3 separate regions of the Homo sapiens genome follow, and regions 2 and 3 are each linked to region 1. A link is a contact called in ENCODE Hi-C or POLR2A ChIA-PET data. All regions are on one chromosome and are shown on one strand. The core of a region is the stretch at or near the end of the contact, and the rest is flanking DNA. Distances in the headings are between cores, read along the strand shown. Region 1 holds the start of INTS11 (integrator complex subunit 11). Region 2 holds the start of MIB2 (MIB E3 ubiquitin protein ligase 2). Region 3 holds the start of HES4 (hes family bHLH transcription factor 4).

Evidence for each region. Hi-C counts contacts between places; a loop is a spot of excess contacts on that map. ChIA-PET counts read pairs that join two places held with the same protein, here RNA polymerase II (POLR2A). Pooled maps may share reads with other maps.
Region 2: a map with no recorded cell type shows a loop between it and region 1 (12-fold over the local background). The contact joins the promoter of MIB2 here to the promoter of INTS11 in region 1. A Hi-C loop is called at or near these places in 6 of 37 single-sample maps with no recorded cell type and 11 of 50 pooled maps. POLR2A ChIA-PET finds 5 or more read pairs at or near these places in 1 of 52 experiments (WTC11).
Region 3: a pooled map shows a loop between it and region 1 (4-fold over the local background). The contact joins the promoter of HES4 here to the promoter of INTS11 in region 1. A Hi-C loop is called at or near these places in 1 of 37 single-sample maps with no recorded cell type and 5 of 50 pooled maps. POLR2A ChIA-PET finds 5 or more read pairs at or near these places in 2 of 52 experiments (HEK293 and MCF 10A).

Annotation. Positions count from the first base shown.
Region 1 is chr1:1,322,777-1,326,946 of GRCh38, reverse strand. It overlaps INTS11 (integrator complex subunit 11), which reads left to right and starts at 2,287. Exons shown (of 17, transcript NM_017871.6): 1 at 2,287-2,366. The coding sequence starts at 2,339. CPTP (ceramide-1-phosphate transfer protein) reads right to left here and starts at 2,145. Exons shown (of 3, transcript NM_001029885.2): 1 at 1,845-2,145; 2 at 1-111. The coding sequence starts at 36. RefSeq lists silencers at 1,689-2,188, 2,369-2,498 and an enhancer at 3,317-3,826.
Region 2 is chr1:1,613,410-1,617,942 of GRCh38, reverse strand. MIB2 (MIB E3 ubiquitin protein ligase 2) reads right to left here and starts at 2,443. Exons shown (of 20, transcript NM_001170687.4): 1 at 2,310-2,443; 2 at 1,329-1,435. RefSeq lists silencers at 1,509-1,598, 1,629-2,678 and an enhancer at 2,779-2,948.
Region 3 is chr1:996,769-1,001,462 of GRCh38, reverse strand. HES4 (hes family bHLH transcription factor 4) reads left to right here and starts at 1,366. Exons shown (of 4, transcript NM_021170.4): 1 at 1,366-1,597; 2 at 1,676-1,771; 3 at 1,850-1,937; 4 at 2,031-2,499. The coding sequence starts at 1,490. The coding sequence ends at 2,404. RefSeq lists silencers at 801-850, 951-1,330, 1,401-1,540, 2,091-2,400.

The sequences.
Region 1 (4,170 bases), core at 1,038-3,537:
GACTTTCAGATTGAAACCTGTCTCCGAGTCATCCATTTTTTGATAGGAACGGAAATACAGTAGGGCTGGGGGGCTGTGTCGCTGGGGTCAGCTTGCTCTGTGGCTCATTTTCTGTGTGTGGAGGGGAACAAAATAGCTGCGATCCCATTGCCGCTCACTGAACACTCATGCCCCTCATGGAGCTTCCTCCCAGGAGCTGCCTGGCTCTGCTCCCAGCCAAGCCGCAGGCTCTCAGGCACACCACCCTGACCCACCCTTCATCAGGATTGCGCATTCAGGGACCTTGGCACAGCCCCTCCTGTGGATCAGGCCACTGACTCCGTGTCAGTCCCTGACCCCGAGAGTGGCCCCCTCTGGCTTTATCAGACCACTAGGCCCCGCTGTCTGCAGCAGGTGTCTCTGCTGGTGCTTTCTTGTTTTTGTTTCTCTCTCTAGATGCTGTATCTGCTTTTACCAGCTGGAGAAATACTAAGCCCCTGCCGAGAGCCAAGCACCATCCTAGCCATCTATCTGGGTGCATGGGGAGTGCGAGCAGCCATCTGGGGTGGGGTCAGATGACAACAAAGACAGGAAGTTCTGAAGTCCTAGACAAGAAAACAGACACAGCAGAAAGCAGAGACAGGTGGGGCCGGGGGTGGGGGGATGCTGCCGGGCAGGCTGCCCCATCTTCCTCACTGCTACATCCCCAAAAGCAGAAAAGAGGCTGTAGGGCTGGCACTTGCTGGATGGATGGACACGTGTTTTCACTCCTGTTGCTGAAACTCCATGTCCCACACAGATGGGTTTTACCACTCAGAAGATTGCCACGAGGCTCTTGTACTAGCCCTAGGGAGCCTTCCACGAGTGGCCCAGGCCCTGCTTTGGATTCTGCTGGCATTCACATAGTCACTCCACAGATCCACAGACATCCAGGCACCCATGCTTTGTGTGAGTGTTGCCAAGCACCCTTGCCCTGTCTCCCCGGGTGCCCCACGGGCCCGCACCTGCTCTGGGGAACCTGAGAGTCAGCTGCATTCCACCTCGACCAGGAAGAGGGCCTGGGGGTTCCTAGGCCGGTTGGTGCTGGGAGCCCTGTCCTGGCCTCCCTGGCTGCAGGGACTCCATCGGTGGGGGAGGGGGAAGGGCACCCAGCCGTGGTGAGAGCTCCTGGCCAGGAGCAGGTGGGCAGGTTGCTCAGCACCCTAGGACTGGGCCCTTCATCACTAGGGATCATGGGCTGCAAGCCCTGCCCAGCCCGTGGCCCAGGCTGCTGGAGCACTGGTGCCTGCAGGGTGCTGAAGCCTGGCGTTGCAGGCCCCACAGGTTGGGTTGCATGCTTGGCACCAGGCGGAGGCCCCAGATGTGAGCTCACCGGGCTTCAGGTGTGGGGGATGGCTGCTCCTGGGCCTCAGAAAGATGCAGTCCCATAGACTTCCAGCACGCCCCTCCCCTCCTCGGGCCTTAATTTTGTCCACTGAGAAGATGGTCTCTGAGGCTCTGGGGTTTCCTTCTTGGTCACCAGATATTCTGCGGGCCTTGCCTTCCTGCCCAGATTCGAGCCAGTGGCAAACAGAAGCTGCCAGGAGCTTCTCAGAGCTGTGGCTGGTGGCTCGGTAACAACAGGAAGGGCAGTGGCTGTGCAGGAGGCAGGCAGCTTGCCAGCCCAGGAAGGTGACCCAGGACACCTCCAGGCCTTTCCCAGGGCAGCCCAACGGCCCAAGGTCAGGGCCGGGCGCGAGGGCGGCCTGAGCACAGAGCACGGGGGCTGACAGCAGGCTGGGGGGCCAGCAGGAGACGGGGCCCCACGGCGCCCCAGGCCTTGTGGGTGGGACCAGACCCTGTCGAGCGAGCGCTACGAGTCTCACCTGGGAAGGGGGCTTCAGATGGCACCGGACTGGATGGGCACCGGTTCGGGTCCCTGCTCCACCGAGAGGCCCAGGAAGGGGCGGAGGCCCGGGGTGGTGTTGGGGAGGGGCCGACCTGAGCCACGGCTCCGTCCTGCGCGGGAGCCGGGTCCTCGGCCGCCCGCCCGCTCCGGCCCTCTAGGACGACGTCCCCTCCCGCTCCCGGCCCCTCGGCGACTTCCGGACCGTGCGGGTTGGGTTGGGCAGGTGCGGCCGCCGAGTCCGAGCCGCTCACCTAGGCCGTAGCCGCCGTGCGGGCCCCGTCCCCGCCCACCGCCCCGCCCTCGCCCCGCCCTCGCCCGCCGCCCTGATTGGTTGGATGCTGCCCAATCAGGAGGCCCGGCGCCCCGACCCGCGTTTCCGGCTAGCGCACCGGAAGTTGCAGCGAGGTGGTTGCGCCTGCGCAGTGCATCACCGCAGGCGGGCCTCGCGGGTCCGGGAGCGCGGCGGAGACGATGCCTGAGATCAGAGTCACGCCCTTGGGTGAGTGGGAGCCGCCGGGAGGGCTGTGGGGTGGGCTCCGTATGCGGCTCCGGGCGGGCTGGGCGCCCCGCTCCCTCCCGTTTCTCGTGGAGCCAGGTGCGCGCCGCGGGCGTCCTCCGGTCTCCTCCCCGCGCGGGCCCTGGTGGGAGCCGAGAGGCGGCCTAGTCCCTGCACCCCGGGCCTCCGGCAGTGACGCGAGAACGCGAGCCCCGAGGTTCAGGCGGCCGTGAGGGGACGTCGCAGATGGGGCCGCGGGGCCTTCGCGCTCGCTGTGCGCTTTCGTCGGTGCCTTGACCTCCCCGTGCCGCGCGCTGCCGCCTCCAGCCCTACCAGCCCTTCAGTCCCTTAGCCCCTCAGCCCCGCAGACCCTCAGCCCCCCAGCTCCCCAGCCTCTCAGCCTCCCAGCCCCTCAGCCCCCCAGCCCCTCAGCCCCCCAGCCCCCCAGCCCCTCAGCCCCGCAGACCCTCAGCCCCCCAGCTCCCCAGCCTCTCAGCCTCCCAGCCCCTCAGCCCCTCAGTCCCTCAGCCCCCCAGCCCCCCAGCGCTCCAGTCCCCCAGACCCTCAGCCCAGCAGACCCTCAGTCCCCCAGCCCCTCAGTCCCCCAGCCCCTCAGCCCAGCAGACCCCCAGACCCTCAGCCCCCCAGCCCCTCAGCCCCCCAGTCCCCCAGCCCCCAAGCCCCTTAACCCCGCAAGCCCCTCAGCCCCCCAGCCCCGCTTCTGCCTCCTCACGTCTTGCTTTCTGTCCACCACTCTGTGTGCTCACGCCCGAGTTACAATCAACTCTCACTTTAGCTCTTGTTCTACCTGATTTCTGCAACACTGAAAAAAATAGCAAAAAACGCAAATATGTACTCCTAAAAGTCCTGACAGTCTGGGCACTGTGGCTCACGCCTGCAATCACAGCACTTTGGAAGGCAGAGGTGGGAGGATCGCTTGAGCCCAGGAGTTCAAGACCAACCTAGCCAACATGGCAAGACCCCATCACTCCAAAAAAAAAAAATGCTAAAATTGGCAGGGCGTGGTGGTGTGTGCCTGTGGTTCAAGCTACTTGGGAGGCTGAGTTGTGAGGATTGCTTGAGCCCAGGAGGTTGAGGCTGCAGTGAGCCATGATTGTGCCACTGCACTCCAGCCTGGGTGACAGCAAAACCATGTCTCAAAAGAAAGTCAAAGTCGTAACAGTATAGAACGATGTGAAGAAGGAAAAAATTAGTCAAAATCCAGGGTCTCAGAAACAGCTGGAGGGACATGGTGTTGGTGGCCAGTCATCCTGATGTCCTTAGCGTTTTCCACAGGTGCCTGCCCTGTGCTGTCCTGGAACCTGGTCCTTCCACCGGGCAGGGGGTCGAGGGCACCTTCCAGCACAGACACCAGGACGGGATTCCATGTCCTCCCCCATGGCGTGAGCGCTTCCTCGGAGGGTGCCCCCCGCCCCGGTGTGGACACTGTGCTGTGAACACCCCTGGCCTGTGCACACCCCATGGCATTTTGCAGCTGTTTGCATGGGCCCCACTGCCCTCCCCTGCTCTCTGGGTCCTCCGTGGGGTCCTCCCAGCCTGCCCCTTTCCCATTTGGCCTCTTGGCTGCCTGTTCTGCCCACTCTCTGGACATCTGATCTTTCTGATCTTTCATGTGGCTTCAATTACCCGCAATCTGTACCTGGGTATATTCTCAAGGTCACCTCAGCCAAGGTATCATCAAAGCCGAAGTCCTGTTTCACCGCTTCCCTGCACCAGGGACTGCCTCGGGCTCCGTGTCCGCGCTCACTGGACCACTGCTGTGTCCTTGGGGTCACTCCCACGCCTT
Region 2 (4,533 bases), core at 1,194-3,693, 290 kb before region 1:
TATCTTCATCTCAGTCAGAAATTTACTCAGAGAGTTACCAAATGTTTTTTCCTTTGCCAGAAATGCTAGACTTTGCCATCTACCCACAGTTCACAGGCTGTGCCCCTGGCTGGCATCTGAACCCCGCTGCAGGCAACTGCTCCCGATGTTTAAAATGATGGAGGCAGTCAGGGTGTGAAGACTCGGGCGACAGATCGACAGATGTGCTTTGGCAAATCGGAACTTACCTCAGAGCACACACCAGCCTCGAGGCAGCGTCCCAGGCATTTAATTGCTACTTCCTGGGTCACAGATTCGCTCGGCTACCAGGCTTTCCTGTTGGAAGCTAAAGCCACTGGAGACACAACACAGCAAACCAGACGGGCAGCCAGCAAGCCAGGCTGGAGAAAATGGTTTCTAAAGGCAGTGTCACACATTTAGCATTTACCGTCTTAACCACGCAAGCAGACACCGGGTCTGTTCTATTGCTGCTTAGTTTCTCTTTTTCACAAGAAACTGCAAGCTCTCAGAGGGCAGGAGGACTTCCGAACCATCAGTCAGGAGAGTGTAGGAGGAGAGAGTTCCCTTATTGCAAGTATTTTATCGGAGAAGCTTTAAAAGCCATAGAAACCAAATCCTATTTAGCGAGAAAGTTAGCAAATTGCCTTTATTCAGAAGAAGCAAGTTACATGGAACTGGACATGAGGCTGCCCTCCTCCTTGCACCTCCAGCTGTGCCTAATGACACCGAAATGCCGCTGTGTGTGGCACGCCACAGGCCATGGAGTAGCTCCAGCTAACGCAGATGGACATCCCAGGTGCCCCAGGGAGATCAGGCCCACGGAGTGGGATGAAGCCCTGAGGCGGGGAGGCCAGCATGGAGACACCTGCTGAGGGAAAGCCCACGAGCGCTGCGGCCACCTCCAATCCTGCCCATCTGGGTGGAGACCTACAGGCACCCTGCAGGCTGGGGTGTCATCCCACTCACCGCCCAGGGCTGCCCTCGGCCAGGAGAGCGCCACATTCAGACACTTGTTGCATGTGAGGCAACAGGCCAGGGTGGAACCGGACAAAGGGGGCCTCCCGGGAAGGGCCAGGCTTGCCGGCGCTCCTGCGCTGCGGCCGCTCTGCCCCAATCCTGCAGGTGCCTATCAGAGGCCTGTCTGGCACCTCTGCTTTCTTCCTCCATGGGTTCCGAACTCAGAGAGGAGACGCGGGATTACTCACCACTCCCCTCCACTCGCATGCATGCTCAGACACAAACACAGCCTCTCTGACGTGGCTTCCACGGAGCCCCAAAGTGGGAGAGCCAAGTGCAAACTATCAGGCCGCGGACGATCAAGAGCTCACCTGTCCGGCCGTCCAGTCGCCCGCCGGGCCGCCTTGAGGCTCCTGGGCTGCAGCCCTGATGCCTGGAAACTTTGGGACTGGCCTCTAGCCTCGCTGGGCTTCCAACCCTGTGGCCGAGGGGAGATGCCAAGATGCACAGTTAGCACCTCGACCCGCGGCTCGGTCGCCTGTCTGCCCCCGGGGCTGCCCGCCGGCTCCAGGTCCACTCGGGCCCACGGCCGCGACACTCAGGGCCGCCGCCTGCCCGGATGGGCTCCCTGGGGTCTGAGCGCGCAGGAGCCGCCAGCGCCGGGCCCGTAATTGCGTGCGCCCGGGGTCTGGCGGCCGCGGCTCGCAGACGTCAGGAGGCTCCGGGACGCGCACGGGCGCCGGCGCAGGGGAACGGGCGGGCCAGGGGCGGGCACGGCGGGCACCCCCACCCGGAGCGCGCCCCGCCCCCTGTCATTCGTGCCCGTGGCTCGCGGAGGCCGCCCGGCCCTGTCCGCTGCCAGACCTTGCCAGGGCCGCGCAGTACCTGCCGACCCCAACTTGCCCGGACGTTTCCGTCCCGCCCGCTCCGCTCGGGGGCGCGGGACCGCCGGCCAGTCCGTCTGTCGGTCTGTCCCGGCGTTCGAGGCCACCCACCGGCCCCGACTGCTCAGCGGCGGCCAGGCCAGGCCAGAGCGCCTGCCGCGCGCCGCAGCCCACCCGGCCCGGACGACGACCCCAGCGCCGACCCCAGCGCCGCTGGCCCCGGGCCGCGCGAGGCCTGCCGGGAGCTGGAGTCCCGCGCGGGTGGCCGGACCACAACTCCCAGGAGGCCCCGCGGCGGCGCTGCGCGCGCAGCCCCAGCCCATCCCGTGCGGACCCTACGCCGAGTCCAGCCCGGGGCTGCTGGGCCAGCGGGAGCGGGAACCGGACGGCGCTCGCGTTCTGCCAGAGCGGAGAACGACTCGGGGACGGTGCGGAGGACCAGGGGAGGAGATCCGCGCCCGCACGCACCATCAGCCGAGAGGACGGCCCGCATCGCGCCAGTGACCTAGGAGCGACTCGGGGACGGCTTCGGGCTCCCAGGCCCTCCTGGGCCACCGGGCACTGAGGAGAGCGGCGGCTGGAAACTGTGGGACCCGAAGGGCGGGAGCCCAGGGCCCGCCCCCGCCGGAGCGCCCCCGCCATGGCCACGCCCCCGCCACGGGGATGGGCAGGGCAAGCACCGGAAGTGCGTCACGCGGGAGCGTCTGCGTCGCCTACCCTGCGTGGCGCAGCTAGGTTCCGAGCGGCTTAGCCTCCGGGCGCCTGCGCAGTGGCGGTCCTAGAGACGCACTCGGTTGCCATAGAGACGGGGGCTTGGGAGCGACGTCGCGCTCGCTGGCACTGGCGGCACTTGCCGCGCCGCAGCCACCTCTTTCCGACTCCACCAGTGCGGGCCCTATCCGGGGTTTTGAGTCACGCAGACCTGGACACAGCGAGAAACGGCAGTCCGGGCCCGTCCTCCCGCCCCGGGTTCTGCACCCCAGAGTTGGACGCTTGCTTCTCGCTTTCTCCTGAGAGAAGTCTCCGCGTTTCTGAACAATGCACTGCTAGTTTCTCATTTCTTTCTTTCTTTCTTTTTTTTTTTTTGGAGACGGAGCCTCGCCCTGTCGCCCAGGCTGGAGTGCAATGGCGCGATCTCGGCTCATTGCAACCTCCGCCTCCAGGGCTTAAACTATTCTCTTGCTTCAGCCTCCCGAGCAGCTGGGACTACAGGCATGCGCTACCACGCACAGCTAATTTTTGCATTTTTAGTCAAGACGGGGTTTCACCATTTTGGCCAGGCTGATTTCGAACTCCTGACCTCGTGATCTGCCCTCCTAGGGCTCCCAACGTGCTGGGATTATAGGCGTGAGCCACCGCGCCCGGCCTCTCATTTCTTAATTGTAGACATTGCGTACTTCCGGAGAAGGTCCCTGAGAACCTGGCTGATCTTCCCCGCTGCACCCCTCACGTGGTCCTGTTAGCTCCCAAACTGTCAACCTGAAAGGAAACCCAGAGGCAGGCTCTCCAGGACAAGTGAGTTAATCTGGGAATCGCAGGGGGTTGCAGCCTAGGCTGTTCGTGCCATGACAGATCATAGGCCTATCTGAGAGGGCCGGGCGAAGGGGAAAATACAGATGAGCTCACAAAAGTTGTTTTGTAACAAAAACCACTGGCTGTGGGCGCTTGCTGCAGGAGTGGGCGTTAGCTTGTTGTTGGAGAGAGCCTTACCAGGCCGACGTCCTTGTGCAAGCTGCTTATCTAGAATACTGCAGTCCTGAGGAATTTCCCTGCAGTAAGTCCGGTTACAGGCAAACGTGCAGGACGTGCAGGAGCGTCTTGTGAGGAGGCCTGCTGCAGGTATTCCTGCATGAGAGCTCCCCCTTCGTGGCCTCCCGACTCCATTTGTTTAGGGATTGGTGGAAGTAGTTCCATTTTGGTACCTGCAACTTTCACAGCTGTCGTGATGAAATCAGGCTTAGCTCTTCATGATTGAGTACCTGCTGTTCACTGCTACAGTATAAAACCATGCCACAATTCCTGTACAATCTTTTTTTTTCTTTTGAGTTAATAATTACCTAATATTTTCACATATCTAGCTTTTTACTAACCCATGGCCAGCCTTTTTTTCAAGTACCCCAACGTTTTCGCCACATGCCTAACGATACCGTTTTCCAAAGGCTCAAACACATCCGTTGTGTCTAACTGATTCTCCTGTTCCGACCTAGACCGATCACTTCCTGACCCGGCTGCACAGCTCTTATCTCGAGCTTTTCTCTGCTCTCATCCTTGAGACTCACTTTGTCTGTCTCCTTTCTTGGATTCCCTGTGTAAACGAAAAATAAAATCCTAAGCTCTCTACCAACTGTTTTTTGTTTTGTTTTGTATTTGAGACAGGGTCTTGCTCTGTTGCCCAGGCTGGAGTGCAGTGGCACTATCTTGGTTGACTGCAGCCTCTGCTTCCTGGATTCAAGTGATCCTCCCACCTCAGCCTCCTGAGTAGCTAGGACCACAGACATGCACCACCATGCCGGTTATTTTTAAATTTTTAGTAGAGACAGGGTGTCACCATGTTGCCCAGGCTGGTCTCAAACTCCTGGGCTATGCTGTTTGCTCACCTCTGCCTTCTGAAGTGCTGGGATTGGCTGGGTGCGATGGCTTCACGCCTGTAATCCCAGCAGTTTGGGAGGCTGAGGAGGGCAGATCACTTGAG
Region 3 (4,694 bases), core at 117-2,616, 320 kb after region 1:
GAAGCTCCCGGTTCTCGCTGGCCCAGCTCCCCCTCCCCACCTCCCTCGTCCCTGCGCCCCCTTCGCACCCTGGGAATGCCACGCCCTCCCTTGAGGCTTCCCCCCTGAGGACCCCCCACCCCGCAGAAGCCTTTGGGACCACCCGGCGTCAAGAAGGCTTTTGTCCACCCAGGCCACCCACCTAATTCGGTTCTCTTACGTGACTGCTGAGTCTGCCATCTGCCTCCTGCCCGGATTGAAAGCCCGGGAGGGTCTCCACACCCGGGCCCAGGCCAGGCTCTCCAGGGGGCTCAGGAAGCCTCCGCTGCACGGACGCGTGAGGCCGCCGGGGACCCCGAGTGCGGAAAGGACCAACGTGCCCCGCAGCGGCATTCGAAATAAAAACAGCAAACACGAAAATAACCACAGCCCTGTTTTACGCAACCTGCCCCTTTGCAGTTATATTAACAGTGGCCCCTCATTTTTCTGTGAGCCCCACTTTGCTGCTGCTGAGTTCGCCAGCGGGTCACCTGGAAGCACGTGGCGACACGGGCCACATGACGTCATCCCAGCAGGCTTGCGTCATCGCCCCGGGTGCCTGGTGACGTCACCAGCCCGCTCGCGTCACGCGCACGTTCTGCTCCTCGTGGTCCGGCCCGGCCCGCGCCATCACCGGCCCTGCTCTGCGGGGCCACCCGTGCGCCCCTTCGCCGTCCGCTGACTCCGCCCTCCCGCCTGCCGACCCGGCCGCCGACCTTCCCCCGGCTCTGTCGCTCCCAAGGCTTTCTGCAGCCCTCCGTGCTCCAGGCCGCACACCTGAGGGTGGGACCCCCGGAGGCCGAGCCGGTGTCGGATCAAACTCGGAGACCGAGCAGGGCCCAAACCGGGACCGGAGTGGGGACGGGCGGAGGAAGCCAAGAGGCTCGAGACCGAGGCTCGCCCACCCCTCGGCGCCGCCGGACCCTGCGCCACTGGGGGAATTTCCTTCCCGACTTCCCGCGCGGCCACAGCCCCAGCTCCGTCCAGCCCCGGCTCCCGGCCCCCTGGGCGGGAGAGTGAGCCCCGAGACTCCGCCCAGCCCCGGGGGTCCCGGGCCCCGTTCGCCCCCAGCGGCCCCTCCCGGCGCGTTGCTCGGCCCCGGCTGCATCGGGGAGCGCGGGATCACCCGGCCCTGTCCCCAGCGGTGTCGGAGGGGGGCGCGGGCGGGGGCCCCGCATGCCATTGTCGCCCGCGGAGGCCGCGCCCGGAGCCGAGGCGTGACTGACAGCGAGCGGGGGAGGAGCGCGGCCGTCGATTGGCTGGGGCGAGTGTGGGAAAGAATGCGGAGCCGGGTTCACACACCCCGCGGCGGCGAGGCCTTAAATAGGGAAACGGCCTGAGGCGCGCGCGGGCCTGGAGCCGGGATCCGCCCTAGGGGCTCGGATCGCCGCGCGCTCGCCGCTCGCCCGCCAGCCCGCCCGTGGTCCGTGGCGGCGCGCTCCACCCGGCACGGGGAGGCGCGGGGCGCACCATGGCCGCAGACACGCCGGGGAAACCGAGCGCCTCGCCGATGGCAGGAGCGCCGGCCAGCGCCAGCCGGACCCCAGACAAGCCCCGGAGCGCGGCCGAGCACCGCAAGGTGGGGTCCCGGCCGGGCGTGAGGGGGGCGACCGGGGGGCGGGAGGGACGCGGGACTCAGCCGGTGCCCGACCCGCAGTCCTCCAAGCCGGTCATGGAGAAGCGGCGCCGAGCGCGTATTAACGAGAGCCTCGCTCAGCTCAAAACCCTCATCCTGGACGCCCTCAGAAAAGAGGTAAGTCGGGGGCGAAGGCCCGAGACCCGGAGTCTGGGTCGCAGCTGACCTGGACCTCCCGCCTATCCCCGCCCCCAGAGCTCCCGCCACTCGAAGCTGGAGAAGGCGGACATCCTGGAGATGACCGTGAGACACCTGCGGAGCCTGCGTCGCGTGCAGGTGACGGGTGAGGCGCGGGCGGCGGCGGCTTGGAGGCGGGGGGAGGGCGCGGGACCCCCGGGACCCGGCACCGACCTCTCCTCCTGTGTCGCTCCCGCAGCCGCGCTCAGCGCCGACCCCGCCGTTCTGGGCAAGTACCGCGCCGGCTTCCACGAGTGTCTGGCGGAGGTGAACCGCTTCCTGGCCGGCTGCGAGGGCGTCCCGGCCGACGTGCGCTCCCGCCTGCTGGGCCACCTGGCAGCCTGCCTGCGCCAGCTGGGACCCTCCCGCCGCCCGGCCTCGCTGTCCCCGGCTGCCCCCGCAGAGGCCCCAGCGCCCGAGGTCTACGCGGGCCGCCCGCTGCTGCCATCGCTCGGCGGCCCCTTCCCTCTGCTCGCGCCGCCGCTGCTGCCGGGTCTGACCCGGGCGCTGCCCGCCGCCCCCAGGGCGGGGCCGCAGGGCCCGGGTGGGCCCTGGAGGCCGTGGCTGCGCTGAGGCTGTGGCCCTGAGACTGCATCGGAGGCGGCGCCCCGTTCTAGGGCCGTGGCCTTTGCCGAGACTGTAGCAGAGAAAACGTATTTATTATTCCAGAGTCTGCGTCACGAGTTTTCTTTCTTTGTCTTGGTGAAGAGTTGACTTTGGGAGCGCCCCGCAGCCACGCCGCGCCGGGGTCCCGCCCTCCTCCCAGGGCCGCGGTCTGCAGGTGGCTGGGGGCGTCGGGCGGGCCCGGGGGGGCGGGCTGGGGGCGGGACCGAGGACTGAGGGCGACCCCTCCGCTCCGCGCCCTCCGCTCCGCGCCCTCCCCTCCGCATCCCTGCAGCCCCGCATGCGCACCCGCCCTCTGCCCCCGCGTTGGGTTTGCCTCGCTCTGCGGTGGCGGTTGTGAGGGGTCCCCCCGGAGGCTCAGGTGGGAAGCTCAACGTCCCTGAGTGCCCAGAATCTTCCCGGTGCTGGAAGGCGGTCGCGCAGCATCGCCGGGCAAGTTACTTTTCGGAGGCCCCTTTCCCGACTCCCAGTCCCCGGACCGCGGAAGGCGGAGGCTGCGGTCCTGAGCGGCGCTGGGATGAGGGCGGCCGCCCTTGGCCCTGAAGACCCCCGCTGGGTTCTCCTGTTAAGTGCAGAGCTGCCCGTGCCCACCGCAGACCCCTCCTCCAGGCGTCTGTGCGGGGGGCGCCCGGCGGGAGCGCGCGGGTCCGAGCTGGGCTGTGGACACCGAGTGCCGGGGCCAAGGACGTCGCTCACGAGGGCGTCGGCCCTGCCCGCAGCCTCCCCTGCCCCGGTAAGGGAGGTTCCGCCTCCCCAGTGGGTGAGGACTGGGGGCTCCTCCCTCATCGTCCCGAGCACGTGCCGTTGTCGACCACCGAGTTACCAGGCAGCGCCGGACGTTCCCCTGAACCAGCGCCGCGGTCGCCATCCCGGTCCCGCGTTCGGGGGGGTCCGGCGCAGTTCGAGGCACTCAGCCGAGGCAGAGGGTCTCCCCCTGAGCCGCACCCAGGGCCATTTCCCAACTGGGGCCGAGTTCACCAGGGCCCACGGGAGGCGAGCGAGCCCTCCCACCAGCACTGGCCCTCCAGGCCCCAGTCTGTGCCTCCATCAGGAGCCCCCCTGGGCCCTCCAGGACACAGCCGTGCACAGCTTGTAGGAGCCTCCCAGGCCCAACAAGCCAGGCCACCCCTGGCCCCTGGCTGCCCTGCCCCCTCCCTGAGCTCCGAGGGCCAGGCCAGTGACCCTGGGCGGGGTAGCATTGGGCTGGGGGTCCCACCCTTGGTCCCCCCAGCAGTCCTACTCTGGGGGTCCTGGTCCCAGGAGAGCCTCAAAGTAGCCCTTCCCCTTGGGAGCCTGAGACCCCATGAGGGAGGCCCCCTTCTCCTTGGGAGCTTGAGACCCCGTGAGGGAGGCCCCCTTCCCCTTGGGAGCTTGAGACCCCGTGAGGGAGGCCTCCTCAGCAGCACAGGAAGGGACGGTCTTCTTGGGGGCAGCTGGAAGCTCAGCGTGGCCGGGGGAGGGGAGTTGCTCAGAGAAGGCATCAGTGCAGAAGGGGAAGGAGGGCCTGGGGCAGCGAAGCTGGGAGTGTGGGGAGGAGCTCAGGGTAAGAGAGGCACCCCACAAAGTCACCCGGGCTGTGGGTCCCAAGAGGGCAGGGCATCTCTCCACCAGGCTCTGGCCTTGAATGCCCTCTCCACTGTGGCGAAAGGGCCCTGCATAGCTGCCCAGGGACCACTCAGGTTCTGGGGGAATCACAGTCCTTGGGCAGTCCCTTCGCAGTCTGGGTTCCTTTGTGCTCCACACCACCTGCCCCCTGGCTTTTCCCCCTTGTTTCCTCCTAACTTGTCGTCCATCCCATCTGCCGCAGGCTGGGTGGTGCATCATCCGGGCCCAGCTGGACGGGGCTCCAGAGGGCGAGGGCTGAGTCTGTCCAGAAGCTCTGTCCTCAGCACCCAAAACAGGGAAATGGACCCACGGGGACCTAATCCATCCCTTTGAATGACAGAGCTGGGAGGTTTGGGTTAGACTAGCGAGGTCTCAGGAAACACAGCCTGAGGGGCCGGGCTGGACGGGGGCAGCATAGGGGCTGTCCTGGGCTCCCCCTCAGGCCGCCCCCTTCTCAGAGCCCCCCTCGGGCCTCCGGGAGCCAGCCTCTGCCTACACCCAGCCAGGACGCCCACCAGAACCTGCTTAGGCACGCGGGGGTTCTTTCTGCCCTCCCCACCCTGCATCCTGTGGCCCCAGACGTGAGGTGCCCCCTCCCGCGGGGGGTCCTTTCTGCCCTCCCCACCCTGCATCC